Regions from separate parts of the Homo sapiens genome. Here all the other regions are linked to region 3. A link is an interaction called in ENCODE POLR2A ChIA-PET data of the cell type or tissue named here. Cell type or tissue: CD4-positive, alpha-beta T cell. All regions are shown on one strand. Region 1 overlaps CMTM7 (CKLF like MARVEL transmembrane domain containing 7). Region 2 overlaps CMTM8 (CKLF like MARVEL transmembrane domain containing 8). Region 3 holds the start of LOC124909361 (a long non-coding RNA gene).

Region 1 (2,500 bases), 61 kb before region 3:
TTAAAAATAAATATTTGCTTCCTTTAAAAATATACATACAATTTTTAGTTCTTTAGTCATCTGGGATTTATTTTTGTATTATTATTGTTATTATTTTTTGAGACGGAGCTTCACTCTTGTTGCCCAGGCTGGAGTTTAATGGCATGATCTCGGCTCACTGCAACCTCTGCCTCCCAGGTTCAAGTAATTCTCCCACCTCAGCCTCCCACGTAGCTCGGATTACAGGCACCCACCACCAGGCCCAGCTATTTTTTTTGTATTTTAGTAGAGATAGGATTTCACCACGTTGGCCAGGCTGATCTCAAACTCCTGACCTCAGGTGATTCACCCGCCTCGGCCTCCCAAAATGCTGGAATTATAGGTGTGAGCCACTGCGCCCAGCCTGGGATTTATTTTTGTAGATGGCATGAACTAGGGCAAATAGTAGGGTTCTGATTGTATCCAATCAGTCAATCGATTGTATTAACCTATCTTCTGGACAGCTCACTTTTTCCCCATTGGTTGAAATGCCAACTTCAACACTGGGTGAATGAATGGTTCCTGGGCTCATCCTGCCATCCTCTGTGACAGCTCCATGACACTCTTGCATTTAAAAAGCCCATCTCCTTCCTTCACTGGTCTGTAGGCCTTTAGGAGAGAACCATGCTGTGTTTTTGCCAAACATCAATTAGGGACCCAGCACAAGGTCCCTTGTGACCAGGAGAAGAGGTGACTTTTGGAGGCTGCCCTCAGAACATCTTTACACTTGGTAGAATGTACTCATCAAATGCCCCCGGAGGGTGCCATTCAGGCTCTCCAGGCAGACTACCAGGGTGTGGCTGTGATGTAGGGATTCAGGTTCCAGATTCTTGGCTCGTGATGGGGCCAGAACATTCTCTGCTTGTTATTCAAGCCAGGCCATGTTCTTTTCATCCCCAACCGATTTCTCACAACAGGTGCAGCCCAGACCGATGGTCTGTACCACAATCACATCACTGATTCACCACCGTACTTCACTGGCAAAGGTCATCAGGATCACATTTAGAAAGTTCGGGCTAGAAAGCTCAACTTGTCAAAAATGTCACTGCATCCAAAAGGGCAAGAAGCAAAATTGACACTTATTGTGTAGCAAACCTGGTGGTTTGGTGCTTGTGTTGAACTGAACTGAAATCACAAATTTTGGTTTGCAACAAGCAATGGTTTTTCTCTAGCTTGTTTCTCTTTCAGTGTCTGACGCAATTTCCTGGTTTCTTTTGGGGCTGACTAAATTTCAAGACTGCAAAAAGAGCATTTTCTGCTGCTCACTCTTGTCATCACTACAGGAGGACATAATTCTTTAGATAGGCATGGGAGCGAAAGGACGGGGCTGTGGACGGTCATCTCCACAAGAAAATCCCTGGAGGAGTAGGTCATCAGAGGGGACCAAGGGCAGCTGACACAATGTGGGGATGGCACAGGGCATTGAGGGTTGAACCCCAAAGAGAAGGGTATCTGCTATGGCTATCAGCATGAATCCTAGGATGACAAGAAGAGCAAAAGTAATCACTAACCCTGATTGTACGCTCACCGTGCACCAAGCTCTATGTGCCTTACATCTGTGTGGCCATCTTATCCTCACAAGCTTACAAGGTAGGCACTATTACTCTCCTCACTGTACAAAAAGGAAGGTGAGACACAGAGACATTGAGTGATTTGAGCTGATCCTACAACTAGTGCATCCGGAGCCAGAGCTGGGACCCAGGCAGCCCGGCTCAGCAGGCACCTCTTCAGGGCTGCTGCCTCTTGTTGCCATAGCAATGATGTCCCGCACCATAGAGGCTGTGGCTCCAAAGGGTACCCCAGCCTCACCACTGGTTATTGACATGTGGTCACCAAAAGTGAACAGCATAGAGAGGAATGGGCGGGGAAGATGTCTGGGGGTCAGGGCCATGGGAACCCCCAGGGGTGAAGGAAGCACTCGCTGAGGCAGGGCAGAAGGTATGGAAGGCCAGGAAGTGATTTGGGAAGCCTGTGGTGGGAGGAGGCAAGTGGAGTGGCAACCATCTACTGAATACCCGCTAGGTACCAGGCAGTGCAATGCTGGTACATTTAATCCTCACAACTGTGGCCAGGTGGCACTCTGCCCAATTCACAGATCTAAAGAAAGTGAGAACCAAGGGCAGGTCACTTGCCCAAGGAAGATCACCTAGATGGCAAATGGTGGAACCAAGAAGCAAATCCAGGTCTATCTGAATCCAAGGCTCAGAAGAGGGAGCATATCCCAGAGGGAGGCCTCAAGAAGCGAGCTTGGGCTGAAACAACTCGGTGGTTTGAGCTTGTACCCACCCCCAGGGTAGGAGGTGTCTCCTCTGAAGTCAGCAATGTTGACCGGGCTGGTCTTGAACTCCTGGCCTCAAGTTATTTGCTCACCTCGGTCTCCCAAAGTGTTGGGATTACAGGCGTGAGCCACTGTGCCCGGCCTGAAATTTTTAACTAAGTTCATCACAACAGTCCTAGGAGGTAAGTACTACTATCATCTTTT
Region 2 (2,500 bases), 74 kb after region 3:
ATAAGGAGCCGAATGATAGGAGAGCAAGTGAAATATGAAGTCAGGATTGTTTCAATTTAATTAGCAGAAGCTGGATATAAGAAAAATATCTAGCAAGGATCGCCCTGGAAAGAGACCAAGAGTGCTCATTCTGAAATTTTTTAAAGAGAATGAAAGATTTCAGAAAGTAAAAAAAAAAAAAAAAAAAGGGGGGTATGTTTATAGTATCTCTGTATTTTAGATCCTCAAATATTTATATAGAGTTTTTAATTAGGGGCTGGACGTGATGGCTCACGCCTGTAATCCCAGCACTTAGGGAGGCCAATGCGGGTGGATTGCTTGAGATCAGGAGTTTGAGACCAGCCTGGCCAACATGGCAAAACCTGTCTCTACCAAAAATGCAAAAATTAGCTGGGCATGGTGGTGGGAGCCTGTAGTCCCAGCTACTGGGGAGGCTGAGATAGAATTGCTTGAACCTGGGAGGCAGAGGTTGCAGTGAGCCCAGATTGTGCCACTGCACTCCAGCCTCAGCGACAGAACGAGACTCCAGCCACTGCCCCCCACCCCCAACCAAAAAAAAAAAAAAAGTTTTTAGTTAAGAGATTAGAGAGCTTTTGTTGGAGTTCTGAGCAATGGCTGCTGCTGATGACCATGAAACCAGTTGAAGAACACAAGCCAGACTTCTTTACCTTGGTGCTTGAGTTTCTCATCATCTCCAATTTTTAAAATGTTATTCTTATCCAGGGTTCCCTCATAAACACTTCAAGTCCTTAAATTAACACTCAGTCCATTTTCCCAAATCCTTCCCACACACAAACCTTATTTTCCCACCCACAGACCTGTATTTTAAAATGCCAAATCCCCCTGAGTTTAAGAACTTGTCTTTCCTTAACTTCCACAAGCTGGTAATTAACTTTCCAAATGAGGCTGGTGAGCAATAGAAGAAATTGTTATCTTTCACCATCAATGTTTTGCACAAGATGCTGTGATGACACTGCTGGGATTTCAGACAGACAAAGCAGCCTGGAGTGTCTGCGCCACCCCAGACGGGGCTGCTGCTAGCCACAGCATTCTCTGTGCAAGGTTACCACTGTATTCCCCAAGGTGAGCTTTAGTCACAAATGTTGGTTCACAGATAAGAATAGCCTCATCAAAAGTTTAGGTACAGGCCAGGCACGGTGGCTCACGCCTGTAATCCCAACACTTCGGGAGGCATAGGTGGGTGGATCACCTGAGGTCAGGAGTTGGAGACCAACCTGGCTAACATGGTGAAACCCCACCTCTACTAAAAAATGCAAAAATTAGCTGGGTGCAGTGGCGGGCGCCTGTAATCCCAGCTACTTGGGAGGCTGAGGCAGGAGAATCACTTGAACCCAGGAGGTGGAGGTTGCAGTGAGCCGAGATTGTACCACTGCACTCCAGCCTGGGCAACAAGAGTGAAACTCCATCTCAAAAATAAATAAATTAAAAAAATAAAGTTTAGATATCCCTAGACTGTGTACATTCAAGGTGAGGAAATGATGTAATCTTTCTTTGAACCCAGAGGGCAATTTTTCTAAAATCATCTTTTTGCATCAACACATCCTAAGGGGATGTTTTTCTCTCTGTTCAATGGCTAGACCACAAACCTTCCAGAAAAACAACCATCCTATGAGAGCAAACACACGGGGAGGGAGTGGAGAAGGCATCCTCAGGATCCCTTATTTACAATAACGAAAATGTGGAGGTCATGGTGGACGGCTCTGCTGCCCTCTACTGGCCATGTCAAGCATCATCAGCCACAATAACACACAGTCTGCCGCCCTGGTTTTTCCCTTTGTGGTTTTAATTAGGCACTGCTCTTCCCGAGGAAAACCTGGGTGAGAGAGGCAGGAGGCCCCCACCCATGGAACCTCAGATCTGGATGGAACATCTAATGCAACATGGGCACATTACACAACCCTAAGGGGTGCCATTCCTGTGGAATACATCAACAGAGCTCTTGCACTTAAGCAATCCTGCAGCCCCAGTGGGTCATTTAATAAATGCCCCAGAATGGTAAGTGATCATTCCAGGGTCATCAGACCTGTGATGGACCAGAAGCAGGACCTGTTGCTTGCCTCAAGGGAGTGGCAAAGGGAAACAAGATTCCTACAAAGGAAAACAGGTTCCGACTGGGCTGGCCCCAGTGAGGAGAGCCAAGTCAGAACATGTATCCACTTCCTATTCTACGCTTCAACTATCCATCTGTCTAGCCATAACTCATTGTGCCAGGTACTCATTGCAGATACATACCACCAGATGGGAGAGACAAGCCTACTCCGGAGGGGGCTGAACAATTAGGGAGATTCAGACAAGTAAACCAGCAATTACCCTATAATGCTGTAGAAGTCTGGGTCAGGTGTGGTAGCTCATGCCTGTAATCCCAGCACTTTGGGAGGCCGAGGTGGGAGGATCACTTGAGCTCAGGAATTCAAGACCAGCCTGGGCAACATAGTGAGACCTCATCTTTATTTAAAAAAAAATAAAAAATAAAAGGCTG
Region 3 (2,500 bases):
TTTTCTTGTAGTTTTCAAAGGTTGGCCAAATATTTATCTTTTGGGAGCAGTAAGTTGGAAATAGCAATAAAGAGAGATTAATTGCCTAAAGCACTTTATTGATTTGCCATGAGTGGGTAAATATATCAAGTTAAAAACTCACTCTGCTCCACCAAAGAGGACGTGAAGGTTTTGGAATGGCTGAGAGGTGAATGCAGATGGCAAGCGCAGATGGCAGAGATGAGTTTAAGTACCTTGTACACTATCCCTGTAATAATATTTTTCAAGCCCCCAGAAACCTATTTTTATGTTGACTGTATTGTGTGTGGCTTTGTTTTCTCTTGTTTTTTAAGAGAAAAAAATTAAAGCAAACCCAATTCACAACTTACAGCTCCAATCTGAACAACAGAGAATCATTTTGTTGTCTAAAAACCTACACTTAAAGCTTATTCATGAACGAAGTCTCAGTATTCAAAAGATGAAATAATAATTTCTTTTCAGTGAAAAATAAATGCTTTTTGCTGTTATTGTTTTAGTGAACTCTCAGGGTAACATAAAGGATCATGCTTCTGAAGAAACACCAATAAAGACAAGACAGCAAGTGCCCCTGCATGGACACAAACTAGGCATTGCTCTTTTGAAACAGATGCCTTTGGTGCTACCAGTTCAAGAAAGAACTAAAATTACAGTCTACTTGAAGGACATTTCAGAGTGTGGTTTACGGCACTTTTCACCCCAGAAGTTACGTTCTATAAATGTGGCCGTGATTATAGAAATGACACACACATGCTTGCGTGGAGCATAAAAGCAGGCTTCTTTCTGTTTCCAGAAGCAGGCCTCTGTAGGTTACTGTTTTTTCTGACTTTTATGGAGTGTTGTTTGCAACATAAAGTACTTGAAAAACCCACAGGGTATGTGGAAGGTGCACATGCTTTGGTGAGTGTGAGAGGGAGAGCTGGACGGAAGGGCAGAGCATGCCAACTGTGACTAGTTATTTCAGCTTTTCTGCAAAATCAGTGATGACTGGGAATCAGCTCCCCAAAGATCACATCACCAGTTGCCTACAGGTCTGTGTTATGGAAGTTCAGCCTTCCATGGCTTGCTACATTTTGGGCACAGAGTGGCCTTGTGTGCCCCCCGACACCACCTGCTCACACATCCATACCCTACACTCACCTCTCATTTTTGGAGCTTCCTTCCCCACTACCTCTTTGGGCGGGCCTAGTCCACAACCCCAGAACATTCTTCATTGGTACTTTCAAAGGTCTGGGGTGGGTATGACTAGACACTGAAGAAATCTCAACTCTCCTATGTAGGGGTAATCAGAGCTTGGATATGGAATTAGAAAAAGAGAACCAGCACAAACAGAAAAAAACAGCACTGCTAAACAGGTGAGAGATCAAGAGGCAGAGGCCATGGGAGTCATATCAACAGAGCGCACAGCTTCAGCTTTGTTCACGCTCATCAACTACACTAACGTTTCTGTGGTTTTTTGTTTTTCAAAAGCTCATATTGAAAAATCATCCAAGATACACTGCTGTACTAGCAAGAATCGTCCTATCTAAAAACACTTCCTCTAAGTTCATACTGTCTTGCTGATGTGAGTTCTTCTCCTTAACTGATAATATCTAATAATGATGTTATAATATTTTTGCACTGGAGATTTGGAATATTGAAACCTTTTGGTCCAGCAGTGTCTTATTATTAGTTTTTTTTTTTTTTTTGAGACAGGGCCCCACTCTGTTGCTCAAGCTGGAGTGCAGTGGCATGATCACGGCTAGCTGCAGCCTCCTCCTCCCAGGTCCAAGGGATCCTCCTATCTCAGCCTTCCAATTAGCTGGGACCACAGGGGTGCACCACCATGCCTGGCTTATTTTTTTGTATTTTTGGTACAGATGGAGTTTTGCCATCTTGTCCAAGCTGATCTCGAACTCCTGGCCTCAAGTGATCTGCCCACCTCAGTCAGGCTCCCAAAGTGCTGGGATTATAGGCATGAGCCACTGTGCCTGGCCTGGCCCAGTAGTTTTCACAAAAGATAGCACACATGTTACTGTGGTCAGCAATTTTTTTTTTTTTTTTTGAGACACAGTCTTGCTCTGTCAGCAGGCTGGAGTGCAGTGGTGTGATCTTGGCTCACTGCAACCTCTGCCTCCTGGGTTCAAGTGATTCTCCTGCCTCAGCCTCCCAAGTAGCTGGGATTACAGGCACCCGCCACCACGCCCAGCTAATTTTTGTATTTGTAGTAGAGACGGGGTTTCACCATGTTGGCCAGGCTGGTCTCGATCTCCTGACCTCGTGATCCACCTGCCTCGGCCTCCCAAAGTGCTGGGATTACAAGGCATGAGCCACGGCGCCCAGCCAGCAAGATAATTTTAAGATATATTCAATATATTCAGATATTTATCCTTTTAATAGTTATATATTTTTTTATAATGCATATTAGAAAAAATATCACAAGCACGTCAGTCACTGCACTTAGTAGCATAACTTCCCATGAGCTTATCACTGATGTCCAAGGCCA

What was found. ChIA-PET counts read pairs that join two places held together with the same protein. Peaks named below come from ENCODE experiments on the same cell type or tissue, not always from the same donor. Only the 100,000 strongest peaks of a DNase experiment are listed, where the experiment ranks them.
Region 1: POLR2A ChIA-PET joins it to region 3 with 12 read pairs; 9 of 35 experiments call an interaction of 5 or more read pairs at or near these places.
Region 2: POLR2A ChIA-PET joins it to region 3 with 21 read pairs; 7 of 35 experiments call an interaction of 5 or more read pairs at or near these places.

Annotation. Positions count from the first base shown.
Region 1 is chr3:32,431,789-32,434,288 of GRCh38, reverse strand. The region is part of intron 1 of CMTM7 (CKLF like MARVEL transmembrane domain containing 7); the gene reads right to left. Among named protein-coding and RNA genes, the nearest start is that of CMTM7, 41 kb to the right of the region's middle. In CD4-positive, alpha-beta T cell, no CTCF peak of the experiment used is centred here; DNase peaks (open chromatin) are centred at 1,208 and 1,738; H3K4me3 peaks cover 888 bases; H3K27ac peaks cover 2,500 bases.
Region 2 is chr3:32,296,126-32,298,625 of GRCh38, reverse strand. The region is part of intron 1 of CMTM8 (CKLF like MARVEL transmembrane domain containing 8); the gene reads right to left. Among named protein-coding and RNA genes, the nearest start is that of CMTM8, 59 kb to the right of the region's middle. In CD4-positive, alpha-beta T cell, a CTCF peak has its summit at 1,738 (motif pointing left); DNase peaks (open chromatin) are centred at 1,015 and 1,725; H3K27ac peaks cover 1,844 bases.
Region 3 is chr3:32,370,572-32,373,071 of GRCh38, reverse strand. It overlaps LOC124909361 (a long non-coding RNA gene), which reads right to left and starts at 1,714. Exons shown (of 2, transcript XR_007095859.1): 1 at 1-1,714. In CD4-positive, alpha-beta T cell, no CTCF peak of the experiment used is centred here; a DNase peak (open chromatin) is centred at 1,421; H3K27ac peaks cover 2,116 bases.